Linked DNA regions of Homo sapiens: regions 2 and 3 are each linked to region 1. A link is a loop called in an ENCODE intact Hi-C map of the cell type or tissue named here. Cell type or tissue: B cell. All regions are shown on one strand. Region 1 overlaps CBLB (Cbl proto-oncogene B). Region 2 overlaps CBLB (Cbl proto-oncogene B). Region 3 overlaps CBLB (Cbl proto-oncogene B).

Evidence for each region. Peaks named below come from ENCODE experiments on the same cell type or tissue, not always from the same donor. Only the 100,000 strongest peaks of a DNase experiment are listed, where the experiment ranks them.
Region 2: it touches region 1 in a loop (7-fold over the local background); 2 of 110 quality-filtered maps call a loop at or near these places.
Region 3: it touches region 1 in a loop (3-fold over the local background); 30 of 110 quality-filtered maps call a loop at or near these places.

The regions. Positions count from the first base shown.
Region 1 is chr3:105,795,642-105,803,641 of GRCh38, forward strand. All of the region lies in intron 3 of CBLB (Cbl proto-oncogene B), which reads right to left. Among named protein-coding and RNA genes, the nearest start is that of CBLB, 69 kb to the right of the region's middle. In B cell, no CTCF peak of the experiment used is centred here; DNase peaks (open chromatin) are centred at 3,060, 4,830, 6,000 and 6,750; H3K4me3 peaks cover 1,164 bases; H3K27ac peaks cover 3,738 bases.
Region 2 is chr3:105,718,562-105,726,561 of GRCh38, forward strand. CBLB (Cbl proto-oncogene B) reads right to left here. Exons shown (of 19, transcript NM_170662.5): 10 at 1,486-1,689. Among named protein-coding and RNA genes, the nearest start is that of CBLB, 150 kb to the right of the region's middle. RefSeq lists an enhancer at 1,047-2,246. In B cell, no CTCF peak of the experiment used is centred here; a DNase peak (open chromatin) is centred at 4,830; H3K4me3 peaks cover 348 bases; H3K27ac peaks cover 694 bases.
Region 3 is chr3:105,850,883-105,858,882 of GRCh38, forward strand. CBLB (Cbl proto-oncogene B) reads right to left here. Exons shown (of 19, transcript NM_170662.5): 3 at 2,532-2,782. Among named protein-coding and RNA genes, the nearest start is that of CBLB, 14 kb to the right of the region's middle. In B cell, a CTCF peak has its summit at 3,445; DNase peaks (open chromatin) are centred at 469 and 3,339; H3K4me3 peaks cover 633 bases; H3K27ac peaks cover 2,297 bases.

The DNA.
Region 1 (8,000 bases):
ATAGCCGAAGTCCATGAACTGAGGCTAATATCAGAAAGTTGGCTTATGGTTTTTTGTTTTTCATCTTTTATGGTGAATACCATAACACTGTGATTTGTTTGTTTTTGTTTTTGTTTTTTTGAGACTGAGTCTTGCTCTGTCGCCCAGGCTGGAGTGCAGTGGCGCCATCTCGGCTCACTGCAACCTCTGCCTCCCGGGTTCAAGCAATTCTCCTGCCTCAGCCTCCCGAGTAGCTGGGTCTGCAGGTGCCCACCAACATGCCTGGTTAATTTTTGTATTTTTAGTAGAGACAGGCTTGTCTCTAACTCCTGACCTTGTGATCCACCCACCTCGGCCTCCCAAAGTGCTGGGATTACAGGAGTGAGCCACTATGCCAGGCCAACACCGTGATTTTTTAAAAATTTATCTTCCTTCCACAATGACATTCTTCACAGAATTAGAAAAAAATCTATTTTAAAATTCATATGCAATCAAAAAAGAGCCCAAGTAGCCAGAGCAATCCTAAGCAAAAACAACAAAGCTAGAGACATCACAATACCTGACTTCAAACTATATTACAGGGCTATAGTAACCAAAACAGCATGGTACTGGTACAAAAATAGATACAAAGGCCAATGGAACAGAATAGACAGCCCAGAAATAGTACCTCACACCTACAACCATCTGATCTTTGACAAAGTTGACAAAAACAAGCAATGGAGAAAGAACTTCCCATTCAATAAATGGGTGCTAGGCAAACTGGCTAGCATGCAGAAGATTGAAACTAGACCCTTTCCCTTACACCATACATAAAAATCAACTCATGAGGATTAAAGACTTAAATGTAAAACCCAAAACTACAAAAGTGTGGATGATAACCTAGGAAATACCATTCTGGACATAGGACTTAGCAAAGATTTCATGAAGAAGATGCCAAAAGCAATTGCAACAAAAATAAAAATTGACAAATGGGACTTAATTAAAGAGCTTCTGCACAGCAAAAGAAACTATCAACAGAGTAAACAGACAACCTACAGAATGGGAGAAAATATTTGCAAACTACATATGTGGCAAAAGTCTAATATCCAGAATCCATAAGGAACTTAAATTTACAAGCAAAAAACAACCCCATTAAAAAGTGGGCAAAGAACATGAACAAACGCTTTTCCAAAGAAGACATACATGCAACCAACAAGCATAGGAAAAAATGTTCATCACTAATCATTAGAGAAATGCAAATCAAAACCACAATGGGAACCATCTCACAGCACTCAGAATGGCTATTATTGAAAAGTCAAAAAATAACAGGTGCTGGGAAGGGAATCTTATACACTGCTGAGAAAAGGGAACACTTATACACTGCTGGTAGGAGTGTAAATTAGTTCAGCCACTGTGAAAGCAATCTTGATTACTCAAAGTACTTAAAACAGAATTACCATTCCACCCAGCAATTCCATTATTGTGTATATACCCAAAGGAATATAAATCATTCTACGATAAAGACACGTGAACGTATATGTTTACTGCAGCATTATTCACAATAGCAAAGACATGGAATCAACCTAAATGCCATCAATGGTAGACTGGATAAAGACAGTGTGGTACATATACACCATGGAATACTACACGTCATAAAAAAGAATGAGGTCATGTTCTTTGCAGCAACATGGATGGAGCTGGAGGCCATTATCTGAAGCAAACTAATGTAGGAGCAAAAAACCAAATACCATATATCCTCTTGTTTAGCTCTCACTTGATGTTTAGTTCTCTCCAAGAACACATGGACACAAAGAGGGGAACAACAGACACCAGGGGCTACTTGAGGGTGAAGGGCAGGAGGAGAGAGAGGATCAAAAAACTACCCATGGGGAACTATGCTTATTACCTGGGTGATGAAATAATCTGTACACCAAACCCCCATGACATGTAGTTTACCTGTATAACAAACCTACATATTTACTCCTGAACCTAAAATAAAGGTTAAAAGACAGAGAAAGAGAAAGAAAAATCTAACCACCAAGTTTACATAATAAATTCTGGACTTCAATAAATATTCAGTTGTCCAATAAAATGCTTTTGAATTTCTGATGGCATGTACAACAATGTAGGTAACATTAGACTTGATTTAAGTTTGTAATTTAATTCAAATTTGTAATGTGATTCAGACATCAGGGCAATTTGCTTTTCATGGGTGTGAATTTCTCTTCCATGAGCATCCCCTTATTCTGCCCATCAAAGTAGAAAGGAGAATAATGAGAAGTGGAAGCTCTATCCTTTTGATTAACCTGCTCAAGCTCAAGAGCAAGGCAGTTTCCCCTGGTTTTACCCATTACAACGGTAGAAGCACTGCAAGGGCCAGTCACTGAGCTGTGCTCAGGAGCCATATGAAGGGCAGATGCAGAGCAACTTACCTTGGCCATTCCAAATTTTAAATTGACATACATTATCAGAAGTAGGAACACATTTAGTTTTTGTAAGAGACAAGCTAACGTACAAAATATTCTCAGCAAATGGCAAAACATATCTACTTTTCAACAATTCTTCTTTAAAATTATATTGAACGAAGAGATATAAAGTCCTAGTTAATTCCTTTTCTAAAATGGAGTTTTAAAAAACAGGTATCTCACAAGACTGTTTCACTTCTGCCCATTTGAATGTATTACTTATTCAAATGTTGAAATAAATTAAAATTTTAAAATAAAATAAATATTATCAGTAGATTAATTAAAGGTTTCTGTTTTTTGTTTTCTCTTTGAAATAAGACAGAAACACATGAGGTCCAGCAATAACTTATTTCCTTCAAAGTTTCATTAAATAATGATTAAATCTAGCCCTATCTAGAGATTAGAAATGTTGGCACGTTACATTATAACCACTCAGAGAAATATAAGGCATTATCTTCCCTTACAAATCATTAACAAAAACATCTGATCATACAGACCACAACAGAAATAGAAATGCTATCAGTGATCACACTGTTTGGTGGTAAGACAGGATGAATGGAGATTTAAGTCTGTTTTTCCTCCCCATCTTTAGTCAGAACCAGATGTTAAATATTGAGACTGGGGGTAGGGGAAGTAAACTTCCTCTTTTAAAACCCAAGAGCTACTCTTTTTTTTCCCCTTTGCTGCTTATTTTGAGTGACATGCATTTATGCAAACACAAGATTTTCTGCAAGATTTTCAATGAAAAGCTGCAGCCTAGATGTCAAAATCTCCTAACTGCCTGCCTTATATGTGTGTGAGACAGAGGGGGTCAGGCATTATGCTGTTGTTCTGGATGGCAGGAGCATCACAGAGAAAGACAAAAGGTGACTAATTAAGTTGGACTCCAGAACAGTAAAGGGTCTTGTTTCTTTTAAAAGAAATATCAATACTGATTAAAAGTTAAGATGAGATCTCAAGGATGACAATTAGTTGCTAATCCTTCAAGATCTAACAAAGTATCTAGATGGAAAAATGAAATGTTTAACAATGACCAGAATAATAAAAATAGAAATGGGAAAATAATGAATAGCAGTGAGAGAAAGAAACACATGGTAAATAATGACAAAGAACAAAAAAAAAAAAAAAAAGAAATCCCTGCAGTTAAGAAAATGAAGAAAAAAGTAAAAACATTAAGAGGGTATTATCAAAATAAAAAAGCAAATTAGCAAAACAAAGGGCAGGAAAAAACAAACAAGGATATTTTGGGTAGACGTTATGTAAGAGAACATTAGAGCATGGAAAAGCTACTTTTCAGCTATCTTTACATTTTTATTAACTACATAAATAGGCACAATTAGTACCATTTGTTAAATAGATGAGGCAACAGTTGCATCATGAAGTGTGTTTCAGTGCCTTTCATATAAAGTTATTCTATGCACAACTGGAAAACACCCGCATAACAAGCATTAAAAAGGCATTTCACCATTTTGATTTGCAACATAACGTTTGTGCTGTTATCTCTGGATGATAAGATTACATACAAGTGATTTTTTTATTTATACTCATATATTTCCAAAATTTCTATAATATTCACCCTATAACCCAGAAAACAATAAAATGTTTTTTTAAACATTCTCCTAGAGAATGACCCATGTTATAAACACAGGCATTTACAATTCCTGCTATAGAAATAGTGACATGGAGTTAATCTAACCTAAGAAAATTTCAGTTGGGTTATTTATTTGCCTGATTTGCTTCTAGAAAATGTGGACAAGTTATAGGATACATGAACGTTTCTAATTCTCAGCTCCTAAGGTCTCTTATGTCATAACTAAGGTAATGGCTGGATCTTAGTCATGTCCTTTCATATTTCCAGTATTAAAATAAATAAAATAAACATTGTTTTTTAGACTAAGCAGCCAGGGACATAATTTTAAAAGTACATCTGAAATACCAAAGCCCACATTTTCTTAAAAATATGTGATGTCCTGGTAAAAACATTTGATAACAAGTCTGAAGATCTGAGTTCTAGTTGTGGTTCTGTGGATCTTGGACAAGTCACCTAATCTCTTTGGTTTGGGCCTCAAATTCCTCATCTGAAAAACAGAAGCGGTGGTCAGTGGTTTTCAAACCTACCTGTATGTTACAATCACCTGGCTATTTTATTAAATCCGCATGTGCAGACCAGTATCCCAGAGAATCAATAAAATCTCTGGGGAAGGGACATGGCTATTAGAGAGTTCAGTTCCCCCAGATGATTCCAATGTGAGCCAAGGCTGAAAACCACTGAGTAGGAGGATGCTTCCTAGTTCCTTCTAACACACAACGAATCCCAAGGTGAGCTGCATATCGGAATCATCTGAGGAACTTGTAGAGCCTACCATTACCAGGGCCCATCCTGGCTCAATTCAATCACAGCCTTAGCGGTACCAAAGCACTGGTATTGCTTTAAGAGCTCGCCAGATGATTTCTGATGCATCACCATGACTGAGACTCACTGTCAAGACACGTGTTTGACAGAACAACTAGCCTTAGACTTATTGAAATAGCAAGGTTTTGTCTGGTTACAAGCAGGTTGTTGACAATAACCTAGAATTACATAAAAATTTCTAGGAAAACAAAATATACACAAACCCCCCCACCCACTTCCTGTGAGCTAAGCAATATTCCAAGGACACCTACTGATAATTAAGGAATAATGTCTCTAATATGATCTGACTTACTGGGAAAATACAATTATAGTAAATTACCACAGGAAGAAAGAAGGAACAAAGTGAAAAGACATACATATAATCTGGGTTTTACCAAACTGCTACACAAATCGAATTTAGATAATAAACATGAAAACAAATTATGACAGTACAATGCACACTTTGTCAAAAAGAACTGATCCATTTGGCTTATATGTCATGTGAAAGTAAGAGGGAGAAAGTGAGAGAAGGCTATCTCAGCATGCTTTAAAAAAAAAAATCTCGGGAAGAGACTTAAAACATGTTTCTTAAATATTTCACTAATGAATTCTCACAACTGTTTTTTTCTTAATCGCTTGTGAGTTGAGCAGGCTGAAAACCAAATTTTTTAGAGAGGATTTACCCTTACTGTGGGCTGAAATATTGGCTAATTAATAAAAATAACCTTTAACGCACTCAGGAAAATAGCATAAAAAGCAGCAGCAGCCATTATTAACAGATAAATGGTCTATAACTTTAATAGCTTATAAAACCTAGGTAGAGGAAACTAAAATGATACTTAATCACTGTGTAAAATACCCTACTTATAAAAGTGGTAAAAGATAGTATTTTTAATGAGAAAAGCATATTTTTAATATTTTAATGTATTACAGATTATTTAAAATGTGTTTAGCTACTTTAAGTATAAGGAACTCAAAAGTTAAAATGAGTAATCCTCTAACAAATGGCTAGTCAAATTAGTCATTTAGACTTTTAAGTAAGCATTAACCATTAAGACAGGTCTGAACAATTTTTTCATTTTACGAAGAACTTTGATGTGCTTACCCACATCACTGCATTCATTTACATGAAATGGTCTTCTTCACTTTCTTCTTCACTGTGGTACAGCAAACAGCTAGGGGACTTCCTAAAACAGGCTGGGCCTTGCCCACCGCCCATTTTGAAGATTCCTTTGCAATCTGTTGTTGTTGCTTTGGCATGGGCAAGTTACAATTCTAAGCTAGCCTACTGCTAACAACAACAACAATGACAAAAAGTGTGTTAAAACTCCTTGGGATAAGAATCAAGGATATTGAATTCATTCAAAAACATACTTTAGAAATGGTGACAAGCTCCAGCCTGTCAACACGACACTTTGAGCTGTAACCTTGGAAAAATCCTGAAAGATCCACAGGATGGTGGGGAAAGATGAGGAAGTTGCCTGGATTCTAAAAGGGACTGAGAACAGCCTTGTTCAAATGCGTGAATGAAAGTATATATACATTTAAACCAGAAATGATAAAAACATCAATTAGCCAACAATAACTCACTGAATCACTGTAATAACCTTCAAGAAAAATCTCACAAGCAAGCCACTAACATGAAATAAATCTGAAATACCCCAGGGAGAAACTCATACATCCAAAGATACCTGCAGCATCCTGGATGTCAGATTCTTTTCTTCATTACTCGGCCCCTGCCCCTAGCCTCTTTCCTTACTGTAGCTTTCATGCATAAGATTTGCAGTTACCTAAACAGGCAGACACCAGTGTCCTCTCCAGCTGGAACAGTTCCCAGTTTGCTTCTTAGTCTCACTAATTCCTCCTTGGCCTTATGCAAAATCGCTCACATGCTTATGTACATCTCTCCGGTAAAGAGAATCCCTAGGTCACCATTAGACTCTTAAAGGTATCTGTGAGCCAAAAGAGCTTAGGAACCAGTATTCTCCAGAGTTGCCAACTAAAAACATAAGAGAAAGTTGCATGGGTGCCAAAGATCAGACTGGAAGTCCCATACACTAATGTTCACACCAATGAAGGTCCCACGGGATTTGTAACGGACCCACAGCTAACACCAATACATGACAAAAATATTCAAATCCTAAAAGCATCTACCTATAAAAATCATTTACTTGCCCCTATGTTTTGGGAGAGAAGCTTAGAAGAGGAAGATGTACAGCTGGCTCCATCTAGACACACCTTCAATCTGTACTTCAGGATACAACTATTGAAGCAGCTCACACATTTTATAGTCATCAGTGGATTCAACTACTTAATTTGAACTCCATAAAACATTTAGAAGACACTTAATTTTCATTTAATGGAAAAAATTGTAATGAAGTTAGCAAAGGGATTAACATATGAATTAAATAGTATTTTCTTAGAATTTATACACATATATGTATATATTTTGATACAGTGTTCCATTACACCAGTGTAATTTAACTGCTTTATTCTAAAAATAAAACCCCTTTGCTTAGATACTGAAGCAGGTACTATTTAAACCCGTAGTGTTGATGAAAATTAAATTAGAGAAATCGGAGAAGTCTTTACACAGCCAATATTAACAAGTGCTCATTATAAATAGCACTCATGCATAGTCATTTTATGTACAAATTTTGGTTACTGAAAGATATTCACTGAGCAAGCAATTTCAGGTAATTTGCTGGTTGTGATTATTGTAATACGTAATTTTTAGTTGTGATAATTACCCAAGAGATTCAGAATACACAATTTGTAGAATAATTATGGAACTTCTACTTATTTCTTTAGGCTTAGTATTTTAGAAGAGAGGCTGTGAATTTATGAGGCCTGCAATTTATTTTTCAAGCCCCTGTTGATTTATCTTTGTATGGCGGCTTGCATGTCTCAGATTCTCCTCCGTAAGTGCTATTTCCTATTAAATACGGCTCCTTTCAAAGTGTCAAGGGTAGCATAAAGACGTTCAGAGTTCATTTTCATGGAGTGGACCACCTACCTCCTCATGATTCAAAAGTCAGTAAAAAGAAGCCTAACTCAAAGCAATGTTTATAACTTCCACCATTCTCAAGTCGAAAGTCAGGTAAGGCACAGGGAGTTGTGGCTCACTTGAGCCCCACTCTCTATCCTCGAAATCTATGAAGTAATAGTTTTAATTATTTGTTCCA
Region 2 (8,000 bases), 77 kb before region 1:
TGAATACGGTGAATACAATCTGATGCCATTACACATTATCATCACTCCACCTAGTGACAATGGCAAATAGGTTTCATGCTACCTGCCAAATCCTAATGAACTACAGTGGAAGATCTTCAGGGCTGTGTTGAAAGGCTCTGTTGGCCAAGTCTGAACTCAGCGGCGGTAAGTATCATGACTGATTAGCCATGTCTGCCCAAGTCAGGAGGAAGGGTGGCACCATATATGAAGACCTTTCACACCACTCAATCCCATTTCTCTGATTTTGAGAGCAAAAAATTTGTGAAAGTAATTGGGATTTCATGTATCTTCCTGTACAGGGAATAGCCTGATATCCAAGAGTCTACCTCTCTTGACCACTGTATTTCTGGTCTGTAAATTAATCAGTTGGCATTCTGGTTCATTGACTAGTCTGTTGTGTACCTGGTTATATAAACTTAAACTGGGCAGTAACATCCATTCTCAGTGAACTGACAAGGTCAATTTTTGTGAGTCAACAACATTAATGAGCAAACTCAGATTCTGGTAAATTCACAAAAGTAAATCTTATGTGACCTCTTAGAAGCCAAACAGTGAGACAGCCTTCCCATTAAGAAAAAACTCTATCAGACACTTCTTCTAGATTTGAACAAAGAATATTTTTAATCAAATTCAGTTTCACCATTTCCAAATTTAATAATTTCCTTTCTTAAATTTTTTCTTCACAGATTTGCTATTGCCAGTGTTAGATGACGTTTAATTTTATACAAACACTCTCATTACCTCTCATTATGATGTTTAAAACCAATGAGAGTACCTTGAGGAGAATCTAGTTCTCTCTCAAACTATGATTATATCAGCCTGTCAACATTATAGTAGTTGTGCCCTGCACAATGACATTTCGGTAATGGACCACATACATCATGGTGATCCTATAAGATTATAATGAAGCTGAAAAATTCCTATTGCCTGGTGGGTGACATCATAGCCACCTTAACGTCATAGCACAAAGCATTACTCACGTGTTTGTGTGATGCTGGTGTAAACAAACCTACTGTGCAGCTGGTTGCATAAAAGTATAGCACATATACTTGTGTACAGTACATAATATGTGATAATGATAATAAATGAATGTTACTGGTTTATGTACTTACTATACTATACTTTTTATCATTATTTTAGAGTATACTCCTACTTATGAAAAAAAGTTAACCGTAACATAGTCTCAGATAGGTTCTTCAGGAGGTATTCTAGAAGAAGGCGTTGTTATCATAGGAGATGACAGCTCCACGTGTGTTACTGCCCCTGAAGACCTTCCAGTGGGACAAGATGTGGAGGTAGAAGACAGTGATATTGATGATCCTGACCCTGTACAGGCCTAGGCTAGTATGTGTGTGTGCCTCTTTTCTAAACTCAAATACGCTGAGTCATACTCCATTTATGACGGCATCATTTCCTTTTCATATGGTCACATCACCTTAACTAAACCCATGTTTCTAGTTTTACCTTTCGGACGTTTGCCAACCGATTCATCATCAAGGACTCCTCACGATCATCATCGTCGTCCAAGTCTAGCATCGGCATGCCAAAGGGGTCAATGATGCTGCAACACCTGGAGCCTTCATCTCTTGGATCAAAGGGGTCCACGATTATGGGCTCAGTTCCTTTTATTTCACAACGACAGAAAGGGCAGCCCTGACCATCCGACTCCTAAACAAATAGAAAATGCATGGATTGGTTTTGTTCAAAATAAACAGTACCGAGAAATGCTAATAATGTTCTACAACTATAAAAGTCACACCCCCAAAAAGACTTTTTGGGGTAGGAGGTGGGGGAAGATTTCTCTTGAAGTGGTAGTGGGTATAGAACAGGGAGCCAACAAAATGTATAATAAATGGTCAGTATCTTCAGTTTCCGAAGGAAAAATAAAGTTTTAAGAAAGTTTGATTTTCCCAAGAGAAGAAACCTCTTTATTTTCCTGACTGTTCACTTATTATTCTAATGTATCAAGGCATTAGAGTCCTGAAGAAAACTGGAAATTGAATCGTATCTCTCCTTATGAAAAGAGTGCAGTACTAACCAAACATTCCATAAAAAAGTATATTTTGGTAAAAATTCATAATAAAGCAGTAGTATCGGTGAGAAAAATACAATACTTGTGCATCTAACTGTGGCTAAATATTTGTTTTAACTGCCTGTGTATTTTAAAATCTTTATACACAATTAGGAAAAATTAAAATGTGTACATTTATATTCAAAAGCCATCATCTGTCCTGAAAGCCTGTCATCCTGACACACAGCTCAAATATAAAGTTCTCTGTGAGATACTAAGTTTTGCCCTTATCTTGCTTTTAAACAATATGATACAAAAAGATTTGTGCAAATACTTTTGGGCTGGAAATGTATTTACTGGTCATTATTGGATGTTTTGCTCAAAGTTTCCTACATTCATTTCTCAAAACTAACTACATTAAAAATTCACAATTTGCAGGGAAATAAAGACTGTTTTCTTGCCCTACAGACAACATTGCTTTCTAGAGATAAGATGGTATATGATATTCTCCACCCGATTTTTGGTTTTGCATTATACCCTGACTTTAGCAATGTGTTATTTAAAAGTGGCAAAAATCACAAAATTACTTTAAGGGAGAAATGGGATGAAATAGCACCATTTCAGTGGCAAGACAAGGGATGCAGAGAGCTGACGTCTTTAAAGAAACTGTTCCATAATTAATTCAGGACTGTCCTGTCCACTTGGTTTAATAGGAAATTAGTGATCTACCTGCCCAACAGTGATGTTTGGATCAAGGATGGAATAACTCTCTCACTCTCTTCTCACTGAACAACTACCTCACATCTACTTTGTGGCAGATCCTGTGATAGTTTATTCTTTCTAAGTCTCAGTCAGCTCAACAAATTGAACACCTCCTTTGCCAAACAAAGTGTCAAAAAACAAAAAACACTGAGCTTGCTTAAGAAAAATCAATTGCAACATATTCTTATTCATCTGCTTGTACATAATTTGGAAAAGAAACTTGGAATGGTAAAACAGTTGAACTAAGGTGGTATAAAGAAATACAGACATATAAATATAGAATCCTTCAAGGTTTACCACCATACATGTTCATGTCCAGGGGGCTTCAAAACACATTAAATATTATTTGCTCCATCATTTTACAGATAACAAAACCAAGATTTAATTCTTCTATTTTTGATAACCTCCTTGCAATGATATTTTCTAACACAGGAGTAAATATTTAAGAAAAGCAAAATCTTTCTCCTATAAAAAGAGTATTAAATTTAAAGTCATATTCAATATATATTATCATTTAGGCAAAACTCCCCTTGTTATAAAAGTCAAAAGAGATCCATATTAGGTGCCTATAGTGGAATACTTTTACAGATTTACATAAGACAATTTCAAAAAGATAGTTTTATTTAACAGCAAGCTGTGCCAGCCTGGGCAACATAGCAAGACCTTGTCTCTATAAAAAATAAATGTTTAAAAAATTAGCCAGGTGTTGTGATACACACCTGAAGTCCCAGCTGGTCGTGAGGCTGAGCTGGGGGCTTCGCTTGAGACCAGGAGTTTGAGGCTGCAGTGAGCTACGACAGCATGACTGCCCTCAGCCTAGGTGTAAGGGTAAGACCCCGTGCCAAAAAAAAAAAAAAAAAAAAGAAAAGAAAAGAAAAAAAGAAAGCAAGATCTGAAGATCTGATGGTCCCTCTGTCTTTAACACATGAAGAATGGAAAGCAGTACTTTGAGACGTACATAGTCTCATACATTTAAAAAAATTATTATAGAAAATCTCAGATACACATAAAATTTGAGGGAAAACTATAAATTTCTATGTACCTATCACCCGACTTCAACAATTATCAATTCATCCCCAGTCCAGTTTCATCTATATGTTCTCTTGTTCCTTTCACTCTTAGATCGTTTTGAAGTACCTCCTACACATCATATAAATTCACTGGTAAATATTTTAGTATCATAACTAAAAACCAAGAACCTTTTAAAGACCTAATCGTAACTAAAAATTATTCCACCCAATCGAAATCATGAAAGTTACATTATTTTTTAGTACAGTGCATAGAATGTGCAAGCCACACTATTAGGCTACGTAAGTTTCTCTTTGAACCTCCAGGGTCAACTTACATATTGCTCTGGTTAAGGATGACTTCCAGTTTATGTGATATATTTCCTCACAAGAGATAACTGAAAATATTGAGTTTTGAAGGGGGAGGAGGTGAAAGGCAATAACTGTGTCTTTATAGCACAAGAAAAAACAAAGAACTGTTCATCTAAAACTGAATTTAGATTTTTCTCTATGCTACTTGAACATTTAATGTTATACAAATTACTGATGTTGTTAAGAGTGCCTGTTATAAGAGTAGATATCACAAAATACATCTTCTCTTCAGCTTTGTTGTTGAGAGTTTACATTACTCAACAGATCAACAAACAGCTGCAATGACCATTAATTTTGATTTGCAAAAACACAGATCACAATGAATGTGTCTCTAATGGTACTTACTCTAATATGACTTCATCCATCACACTTTATAAATGGACTACTGTCACATGCAAATTAGACGTCTAACCATAAAGTCTCAAATGTTACTTTGGTTACTCTGCCCTAGTTTCTGTCAGGTGGTTGATTAAATACACATGAAGAATGTCTTCAATACAATAATTAAAATAATGTTTCTGTCAATGTATACTTAATGCAAGATCAAATAATATGCATTAATGGAGAATAAAGACCAATAAATAACTCATTTTCTAGTTTCCACCATTCTGTGAATGTTAAGAGGAAGTACTGAGGACTCCGTCTATTCTAAATGACTCAGTAGGTTTCACTTCCTCGAATAAGAAATACTTCTAAACCAAAGGATACAGAAGTTATCAGTGAATACTATACACAGCTGAAACTAAATTCTGTCATTTCTCATAATACAGTAAAATAATTCAGACTCACATTTCAACCATTAATACTGTAAGTCAGTGACATTACTTAAAATATAACTTTAGGTAAACTCAGATAATTAACATTGACAAACAAATAGAAAAAAATTTTAAACCTTCATAATACTACATTCTCCACAAATACTCTATGTAAAAACCCAAATGAATATTGTTAGTACCATCTCATCATCATCATGTATCAATCACCTTCCATACTTTGTTTAAATATTGCTAAGACAGACATACTATATCTTAAATACCTTCTTTTAAATGTTTTTCAAGATAGCATTATATATAGTATAAATTATTTGCTCTCAGCATGATTATTAGAGGCATACTTTGACTTAAGGTCAATCACTTTATGCCTTCCCACATATGTAATATACATCAAGGGCTGTAGGGTATATACATAGGGCCTCCTAAGTCTCATTTTGGAGTGCATTTTATATTTTTACTGTATGTGTATGCATATGTATGTATTTTTTCCTTTATCAATAACTTCTAATTTATATTACCTTGCTATATTTCATGTAGCTATGAGGTTGCCACAAATCTTTTTTTAAACATAGCAATTATAACTGGAAAAATTATATGTATATAAATGCACTGAGAATAGGTTGGATCCATACCAAGAATTTTCAAAGCACAGTATCTCCCACAGAAACTCAATAACTTCTGGCTGAAAGAACGAATGAAAGAATAAGGAAGGATAGTTAATAGTAATCTTAGACAAAATGCCCCAGAGCAGGAGAGATCTTTGGTTCTGGTTTATTATGATGGACAAGGAAAAAAGACATTGGTGAATCTAGACTCTTTTAGTTTTGATTTGGGATGCCCATAAAAGCCTGCATAGTAAATCAGAAAAGGAGCACAGACATTCTGAATTAGGATACTTGGACTGGACTTCTACCTTCCCCAATTACAGCTGTGTGACACTGGGCAATTCATTGCATCTTATTTACAGGGCATAATGAGATAATGCACATTTAGAGACACCATAAAGATAAAATGAGATAAATTAGTTTAAAGCTTTATAAAGTGCTATAAAAATTCCAGTTGGCATAATTAGTATAAAAATAGTCTCAAGAATAAATATAATAAGAAAACTAAGGAAACATATCTTAACTTTTGAAAAAACTCGTATCTCTATACGAATTCCATTTTGTAATGTAATGAATACAATTTTAAACCTGCAGAATTATCAATGTGCATAGATTAATCATAACTGGAAATATGAGATATCTCCTAAGCACTTTATTAGAAACAATAATAACTAAAATTCCAGGCACTGTTGTAAGCACTCTCTAAATATTAATTCATTTAATCCTATAAGGTAGGTACAATTATTGTTCCCCAACAAGAAAAAGGGGTTTACTAGTTTGATGAAGGTCACATAGCAAAAAATACTAAGTAGGAAATCACAACAAGGGGATCTATTTCAAGAGTCTAATCATTTCAACACTACACTATAGGATCAGCATGTAGTGGTTTTTCAATCTCAGATTCATAGTCAAGGTTAAAATAAAGGTGAAAAATAGCCGGTTGCTACTACTGATCATTCATAAATGTAAAAAATTTAAAACTATTTTGTTCAAATTGCAAATATCAAAATTAAAAAAACTACTACAATCAATGAATATTCTGTTCGCTCTAATTGAAAAGTTTCAGCTCTTTAACAGGAAGACATAAAATGTATCTGAATAATTATACCATTTCTGAGGACACGTTTTTACATAGTAAAAGCTTTTTGTTTTAAACATTTGTTGCTTGAATCCAATTTAAAATTTTAATGCATGAAGTTGGTCTAGAATGAGCTGGTCATTTAGAATGAGTCTACATTCTAAACACTTTTTAAAAATGGTGTCAACTTTAAAAACACCTATAAAAGATCCATGTTGGAGTCAACTGAAAATGTTTCCAAAGTGCCAGTATCTGTTACGGTCCACACACTCTACAATATAGTGGGCATCCATCTAATTTAGTCATTAGACTTAAGAATCAAGCACTTATTCTACCAGATTTTATTTTCTCATATCCATCAGTTCCTTTCCTTTTCTAGTGCATCGCTCTAGTTCATAATGTTACTATAACGTGTTTGGACAACTCTCGCAGCTTCTTTATTACTCCCAACGTGAAAGGGAAGCTCCAACATTTAATCACTCATTTACACAAAAGACACAACGGGTGGTTAAAGACAAAAGTGCCAATTTAAAACGTTCGTAAAGGCAAGTATTATTTTCTATTTGTAGTACCTAAGTTATAAAATTTCACTGAGGCTAGAAATGTGAAGACTGGTCGCCTTTGAAGGAAGATAGAGTAAAACATTTATTTTATTTTATCTTTTTTTTTTACTCTTTGAGACAGAATCTCACTCTGTTACCTAGGCTGGGGTGCAGTGCCGTGATCTCAGCTCACTGAAACCTCTGCCTCTAGGGTTCAGGCCATTCACCTGTGCCTCAGCCTCCCAAGCTGCTGGGATTACAGGCTCCCGCCACCACGCCCAGTTATTTGGTATTTTTAGTAGAAACAGGGTTCGCCATGTTGGCTAGGCTGGTCTTGAACTGCTGACCTCATGTGATCCACCCACCTCGGCTTCTCAAAGTGCTGGGATTACAGGTGTGAGCAACCGCGCCTGGCCAAAGATTATTTCTTATTGCCTTAAAAGTGATCATTTGAACTTGTTTCTCACCTCTCTCAGACAACTATATACATTTTCCCAACAACACTCTCTACATATGGAACATCTATAAATCTCCTTAATCATATTCCACATTAAAATCAGAGTTTATTGATTTTTTTGTAAATTACTATTTTGAATACGCTGATATCTTTCTTTTAAATTATATCAAACAATATACAGGAAGAATAACCACAGGAAAATTAATTTTACATTTAATTGAATTAAAGTCCTTGGCAGTAATTCAAAACATAGCTGCATATCCAACTGACAAAGATATACATTTTTATTTTGGAAGGAAGATATGAAGAACACAGTTTGGGGTTTGTTCCATTCAGGAGCTCAAAAGCCATTTTCCTTTTTTTTTTTTTTCT
Region 3 (8,000 bases), 55 kb after region 1:
AGAACTGTCATTCGTTGCTGGTGGGAATGAAAAAGGGTAGAGCCACTTTGGAACCAGTCAAGGGGTTTCTTACAAACTTTCTTGAAAGTTTCTTATGTGCTTTCTAAACTTATGCATACCCTGAAAATCTAGCAATCTTGCTAGGTATTTTACCCAAATGAGTTAAAAGCCTAAATCCACATGAATACCTACACACAAATATTTATTGCAACTTTATACATGATTACCCAAAAAATGGAAGCAACCGAGATGTACTTCAAGGTGTGAGTGAAAAACCAAACTGTGATGCAACCACACAATGGAGTATTATTCAGTGGCATAAAGAAATGAGCTACCAAGTTATGAAAAGACATGGAGGAACCTAAAATGCAAATTGTTAGGTGACAGAAGCCAATCTGAAAAAGTTACATATTGTGTGAGTCCAACTATGTAACACTGTGGAGAAGGCAAAACTGCACAGACAGTAAAAAGATCAGCGGTTGCCATGGGTTCAGGGGGGGAAGTGAGACAGTAAGTAGATCACGGGGCATTTTTAGGGCAGTGAAACAATTCTATATAACACTGTAATGGTGGATATATTACATTATGCATTTATGGAGCATAGAACAGCACAACACAAAAAGTGGACCCTAATGTAAACTCTAGGCTTTAGTTAATAATAATGTATCAACAATAGTTTATCAACTATAACACACTACACCAATGCAAGATGTGAACAGGAGAAACTGCTTGGGCAGAGGAGATTTATGGGAACTGTAATTTCTGAATAATTTTCCTGTAAACCTAAAATGACTCTGAAAATGAAGTCTATTAAAACATTGAGAATACTGTCTCATGAACTAGCTACTATCATAAGTAAATTCACATAAAGCTATTAATGTTAAAAGCAAATACAGTCATGAACCCCGTAATGACATTTCAGTCAAGGACATTTCAGTTAATGACAGACTGCATTTATGTTAGTGCTTTCATAAGATTATAATGGAACTGAAAAATTCCTATCACCTAGTGATGTCATAGTCATCACAAGGTCATAGTGCAACATATTACATGTTTGTGGTGATGCTGGTGTAAACAAATCTACTGTGCCACCAGTCACATAAAAGCATAGCACATACAATTATGCATAACACATACTTGATAATGATATTATAATAAGTGACTATATTACTAGTTGATGTATTTACTATACTATAAACTTTTTAACATTATTTTATAGGGTATTCCTTCTACTTATTAAAAAACAGCTAACAGTAAAAGGGCCTCAGGCAGGCCCTTCAGGAGGTATTCCTGAAGGCACTATTATCACAGATGATAGCTCCATGCATGTTATTGCTCCATGCTAAAATGCAAATTGTTAGGTGAAAGAAGCCAATCTGAAAAAGTTACATATTGTGTGACCTTCCAGTGGAATAAGATGTGGAGGTGGAAGACAATAATATTGATGATCCTGACACTGTGCAGGCCTAGGCTAATGTGTGTGTTTGTGTCTTAGTTTTTAAAAAGTTTATAAAATTTTTTTTAAAACTTAATTTTTTAACATTTTTTAAAGCTTATAGGGTAATATAGAAAGAAAATATTTTTGTTAAGCTAATTGTTAATACCAGAGTCAAAAAGTTAAAAAAAATTAAAAGTTTATCAAGTTTAAATGTGACAGTAGGCTGTTCATATTGGAAAAGAAATTTTTTTTATAAATTTAGTGTAGCCTAAGTGTACAATGTTTCTGAAGTCTGCAGTAGTGTACAGTAACAGTCCTAGGCCTTCACATTCACTCACCGTTCACTCACTCACTTCCAGTCTGGCAAGCTCCATGCATGTTATACAGGTTATTACAGGTTATCCATTTTTATCTTTTATACAGTATTTTTTTTTTTGTCCAGGCTGGAGTGCAATGGCACAATCTCAGCTCACCACAACCTCCACCTCCTGGGTTCAAGCGATTCTCCTGCCTCAGCCTCCCGAGTAGCTGGGATTACAGGCGTGTGCCACCACGCCGGGCTAATTTTGTATTTTTAGTAGAGACAGGGTTTCTCCATGTTGGTCAGGCTGGTCTCGAACTCCCGACCTCAAGTGATCCGCCCACCTCAGCCTCTCAAAGTGCTGGGATTACAGGCATGACCCACCACGCCCGGCCTTTTATACAGTATTTTTACCATACCTTTTCTATGTTTAGGTATATTTAGATACACACATACTTACCATTGTGTTACAACTGCCCACAGTATTCAGTACAGTAACATACTGTATAGATTTGCAGCCTAGGAGCAATAGGCTACATCATACAGCCTAGGTGTGCGGTAGGTAATACCATCTAGCTCTGTGTAAGTACACTCTATCATGTCCACACAACAATGAAATTGTCTAAAAATGCATTTCTTGTAAAGTATCCCCATCGTTAAGTACCACATGACTATATACAAAGCGACTCACATTTACCCCAAAACAATTACATGGTGACGTTTAGGTTAACTATTAAGTAAAAAGCAACATAAATGACCTTTACACCAAAACATCTGAAATATTCTTCTTACCTGTCCTGTGACTGTTCTTCATACATTCTCTCCTTGCCTTCTTTAAAGAGTCTTATTGCCCGTTTTGACTTTTTCATAAGGCTATCAATGTAGATTTTAAAGTACTCATTCTCACTGAGTTGGGCAAGTTTCTGGTTGTCATCATATTTACTCAATATAAGTCGTAAATGCTGATATGTATCAGGCAAAATATCAAGTATATATGGTGGGCTATTTTTCAACTGAAGTTTGGGATTTTGGCACAGTCTTACCTAAAAACAAAGATAAAAATAAAATAAGTCATAATATTTTATTTCACAGAAAAATTAAAAAGTTAGAGAACCATGTCCTATTTCTTCATTTTTCCATAATATAAATAATGATCTTAACTTACTATCTCCAATTTATTAACTGATAGTCACGTTTGTCATAATATAAATAAATCCTATTCTGTTCTCCTACCATTCAATCTTTTCTATATCATATCCTTATTTTGAACCTCTAAAGTTTAATTCTAAGATACCTCATTGTGCATAGCTTAAAAGAACTCCAGTATGCTAATCACTGTATATCACTGATAGTCTTTTTTTTTAAATAAAAATGAGGAAATGGGCCTTCTCTGTTGACAACCAATGTCTCACATTTATATGTTATTTTACTACACTGAATTCCCAGCTGTTGCTGTCTCATAGTTTGTTAATTAGCGTTTTGGTGTACTGTTCTGAACCCCGAGGACAATAAAACAAAGAGGTGCAATTTGAATAACTGAGTTATTAAGTAGTAAATGTGTGTCAGGTCAGAACCAGTCTTTTCCACCTCCCCATACTGTCTACCACGCCTATAAACATGTGGCATATAACGGTTCAGTCATCCCATCACAGGTGCTGCCCAACCACTGGGGCGTTCAGGGGCTGCCTGCAGAACTGAAAGTACCTTCTGCCGGCCAGAGAAGGTAGTAATCCAACTAATGTATTCACTTCTACATGTTCATGTGATTTAGCCAAGAGTAAGTTAGTCCACCACATTCTTATCCCTCCAGAAAGGGCATAATCAACTCTTTACATAAATAACTTTCAAATGAAATAATTGAGAATTGCACAGTAGCATTATATAGTGTAATGGGACAGCACTCTTACAAAAGGTTAAATGTTCACATAAAGATCATAAAGATACATGGCTCTCTTCTAAGGCCCTCGTTGTATTTTTTTTTTTTGTCAAATTGTCAAGAGTATATCTTATTTTATTTTATTGTTTTTTTAAGACGGAGTCTCATTCTGTCACCCAGGCTGGAGTGTAGTGACACGATCTCAGCTCACTGCAACCTCTGCCTCCCGGGTTCAAGTGATTCTCCTGCCTCAGCCTCCCAAGTAGCTGGGATTACAGGTGCCTGCCACCGCACCTGGCTAATTTTTATATTTTTAGTAGAGACGGGATTTCACCATCTTTGTCAGGCTGGTCTCGAACTCCTGACCTTGTGATCCACCCGCCTCGGCCTCCCAAAGTGCTGGGATTACAGGTGTGCGCCACCGTACCCGGCCTAAGAGTATAATATCTTAAACATAATTGGCTAAAGCCTCCTGTTGGGTGGCACTGGAGTGGCTGTGGGTATTTTTGGAATCTGGCTAATGGAAATTTGAATTGAAGACACATTTACTTTGGGTTTAATGGAAGGTATATGTGAGGCATACAGTCACTCCTGTAAAATGGTTTAATTACTGTCAGCAATCCCAATGAAACTGAAATAAGGCAGGCAAAGAAAGAATATACTATTAATATATGATCTCATTTTCACATGCAAAATCTTAAAAGAAGGAGTTAAGCAACAAAGAAACAGAGAGTAGAACAGTGGGTGGGCCCCAGGGATGGGGAGGGGAAGAAATGGAGAGAAGAAGGTCAAAGAGTACAAATTTGAAGTTATGTAGGATAATTAATACTGGAGATCTAATGTACAGCATGAGGCCTATAGCTAATAATACTGTATTCTGAAAATTTGCTAAGAGAACAGAGTTTAAATGGTCTTACCACAGAAAGGTAATTATGGAAGGTGAAGGATATGTTAATTTATTTGATGTAGTAACCATTTCACTATGTGTATATATATCAAAGCATCATGTTATACACCTTAAATAAATACAATATTTTTTAAATCTGTAATAGAACTTTTTTTAAAAGATGGTTTTAGAAATACCTGAGGTGCCCACAATGCTGACTAGCCTACCATGGGAACAGTGAAATCCAATTCAAATCTGGCAATTTGAATGTGTTTCATGACACCCAAAACTGGAAGTATATGCGGTAACGGAAGATAATCAAAGTATAAAATGTACAGAGCCAAAAACTAGTCTAGATTATTTCTCTAATCACTTGTAGATATACCGGCTTTTTAAAAACTATAGTGCTTTGTGGATTTTTCTCATTCTAAAAAAAATTCACTTTCATAAACAATTTGATGTTTGTACTTTCGTATTCTTTATATTTAGAAAGATTCTTTCAAATCATATAAGTTTCAGGGGACATAAAACATGGATCTGCCTCTGGGCACCCATAAAAGTGCCTGGGACAAATAAACAATCGAACTATAATAACTTCAAGCATAACGAACACAATAAATCAAGGAACTAACAAATTTAAAGGGTACTCTTATACACACTATCACACTTACTTTCTTAAAGAAATTGGCCAGGCGCAGTGGCTCACACCTGTAACCCCAGCACTTTGGGAGGCCGAGACAGGCAGATCATGAGGTCAGGAGTTCGAGACCAGCCTGGCCAACATGGTGAAACCCTGTCTCTACTAAAAATACAAAAAGTAGCTGGGTGTGGTGGCAGGTGCCTGTAATCCCAGCTACTAAGGAGGCTGAGGCAGGAGAATCACTTGAACCCGGGAGGCAGAGGTTGCAGTGAGCTGAGATCACATCACTGCACTCAGCCTGGACAAGAAAGCAAGACTCCATCTCAAAAAAAAAAAAAAAAAAAAGAAAAGGAAAAAAAAAAGAAATCACTGGGGATCAGGGTTTTTTTCAGAGGGAGTAGATGGAGAGAAAAATCTGGTTCAAATTTCCAACCATCAGCCTCTAATTTAAGATGTTTTTCACATTAACCCAGGGCATGATCTTATATTCTTCCTCTTTGTAAACAATGCCTTAAAGCAGAATTGCTGAGTACATAACCAACAAATTAATGGATTGGTTGACTGCTATTTTTTTTTCACAAATAGTTTGATTGTATTATTTCCTTTATTTTTACAATTGAACTCTAAAGTATCAAGTATTCAAATTAATAATCCAAAGGTATAGGCTTAGTTAAAAAGTAATAATAGTATTTTTATCTCCAAGAAAGTCCTTGGAAAGGTAAGATGTCATCTCATTTACTAAATAACAGCAAATCTTTACAAAGTATAGTGAAAATGGCTGACAGAGCTTTTTTTACCCCCTTTTTAATACGTGATACGTTAGTATAATCAGAGTTCATTCTGCCCTAAAGATTAAGTCCCAAATATGCCAATTATTTAACAAATCCTGCTTGAAAAAGAATATGGTTTTTAAATTATTTAAACCAAAAATACTATCACAAGTATACATAAATACCAAGAATATTGCCACCAACATTCTACAGCAGGCATAGTTTAATGTCAGCAACATAAAACTTGGTGTAACATGTCACAGACTGATACATTATTTTCTTCTAGTTTGGGGACCAGGTAGCTTCAAATTCATTTCCTCTACTAGAGAACTTTTTAACTGATACATACAAAATTTCTGTCAGGTATTTTTTTTCCAGACATTCCACATAAATATTCTTTGACAGAAACGTTTATGTTTTACAAATATTTAATTCACTATTCTTTATCTGAACTTTTTTCTCATTTGCTTTATTTAAAACTGTAATTCCATGTGGGAATTTATTGCTTTATCAGGTGGAAATTGCTTGAACTACTATATGCCAGGTACTGAGCTTAGAGCTAGGAAATTATAGATGACTAGAACATACTTCCTGATTCAAAGAGATGCAAAGAGTCTGGCAGAAGAGACGTAGTTCTCTATAATTAACTTAAGAGCAATGTAATTCTTGCTCTAAGGGATCTTAGTAAAGATTCCACCCAATCCATTCATTTCCAGATTTAAAAAAACTAAGAACTAGAAAGATTAAGGGACCATTAAAATATCATTAATCCAATACAAGAGCTTGTATCTTCTGAATCTCGGGCTGATCTTTCTAACTGTATCACAATTTAATTAAAATTAGGCATATAATTAATGATCCCTGCTAAACTCATTTACATTTTTATTTTATTCCATTTGCAAATTTACGTAAACTTCAGGACCCATTTGTTAATTCAACAAACATTTATGTGGCAGGCATTGTTTCAGGCTCTAGGGAACACAGAAAGGAATAAATCACACACCTGCCCTCAAGCAGCTGCCTAGTGGGAAAGACTGGTGGCTTAGGAAAAGAATTACAGGAGAATTTAGTGCTATGATGGAGGCAAGTACAAACTGCTACAGGAGAAAAGCAGCAGCTCACTCATCTCCACATAAGAGTGTCAGGAAATACATACTTAAATTTGCCAAAAGGAGTATTCTAGGCAAAGGAGTGTGCTAAGGCTTAAGAGACACCAGAGAGCAAGCATGTTAAGAGAGAAGTAAATGCAGTTATTCTAAAAGATCAGAGCATAGGAAGGAAGGCTGTGAGTGAGTAGTACGAGAGATCTGAAATAGGCCAGAGTCAGTTCATCAAGGCCCTGTAGGCTAAACTGTTTTCTAAATTTGCACTTGGGAAAGTGCAACATACAATGCTGAACTACGGTATGCCACTGGGTGCGCAGTTCATCAGTTGGATTACTATTAAACCCTGTGATTTATGACAGCTTCTGCCAAAAATGAATAACCCTACATCAGGACTATGACTTCTAAGCAGGTCAAATTCAATTCCATTCAATAAATATTTATTGAATACCTGCTATGTGCAAGGAGCTGCAAAAGCCAGGAAAGAAAAATTGCTTTTCTAAAGGCAGTATATTAGAGAGAAAATCAAGCTCACCACCAGGGTCAAGTTCAGATTCAAATGGTTACACCTCTTCTAGAAATACCTAAATTGCTTCCTAGAATGAAGCTTGGTACTAACACAGAAGAGCTTTGACAAAGAACAAATCTGTAGTCACATTATAAAATGATGAACTTTGTAGGGCACCGATTGGTGCATAAAAGAATTGGTTCAATAGCAATATTGCTCTTTTCTGTTGAACTAAAAGGCAAAACATTTATTATTGGAATTAGGCTGAAAATTCCACTATAGCCATTGACTCAAAAAATTTGGAAATTACCAGGACCAATTCCTTTTGACGTGTCAATATTGAAATACAGAACTAGAACCTAACTAAGGTTACTGCTCAGAACCCTGATAGCTGGACTTGAGAATCAGGAACTGTCTCCATACCAATATACAACTGAGTTTTGTATTTGCTTAAATGTATTAGAAATATTTAAGGAGA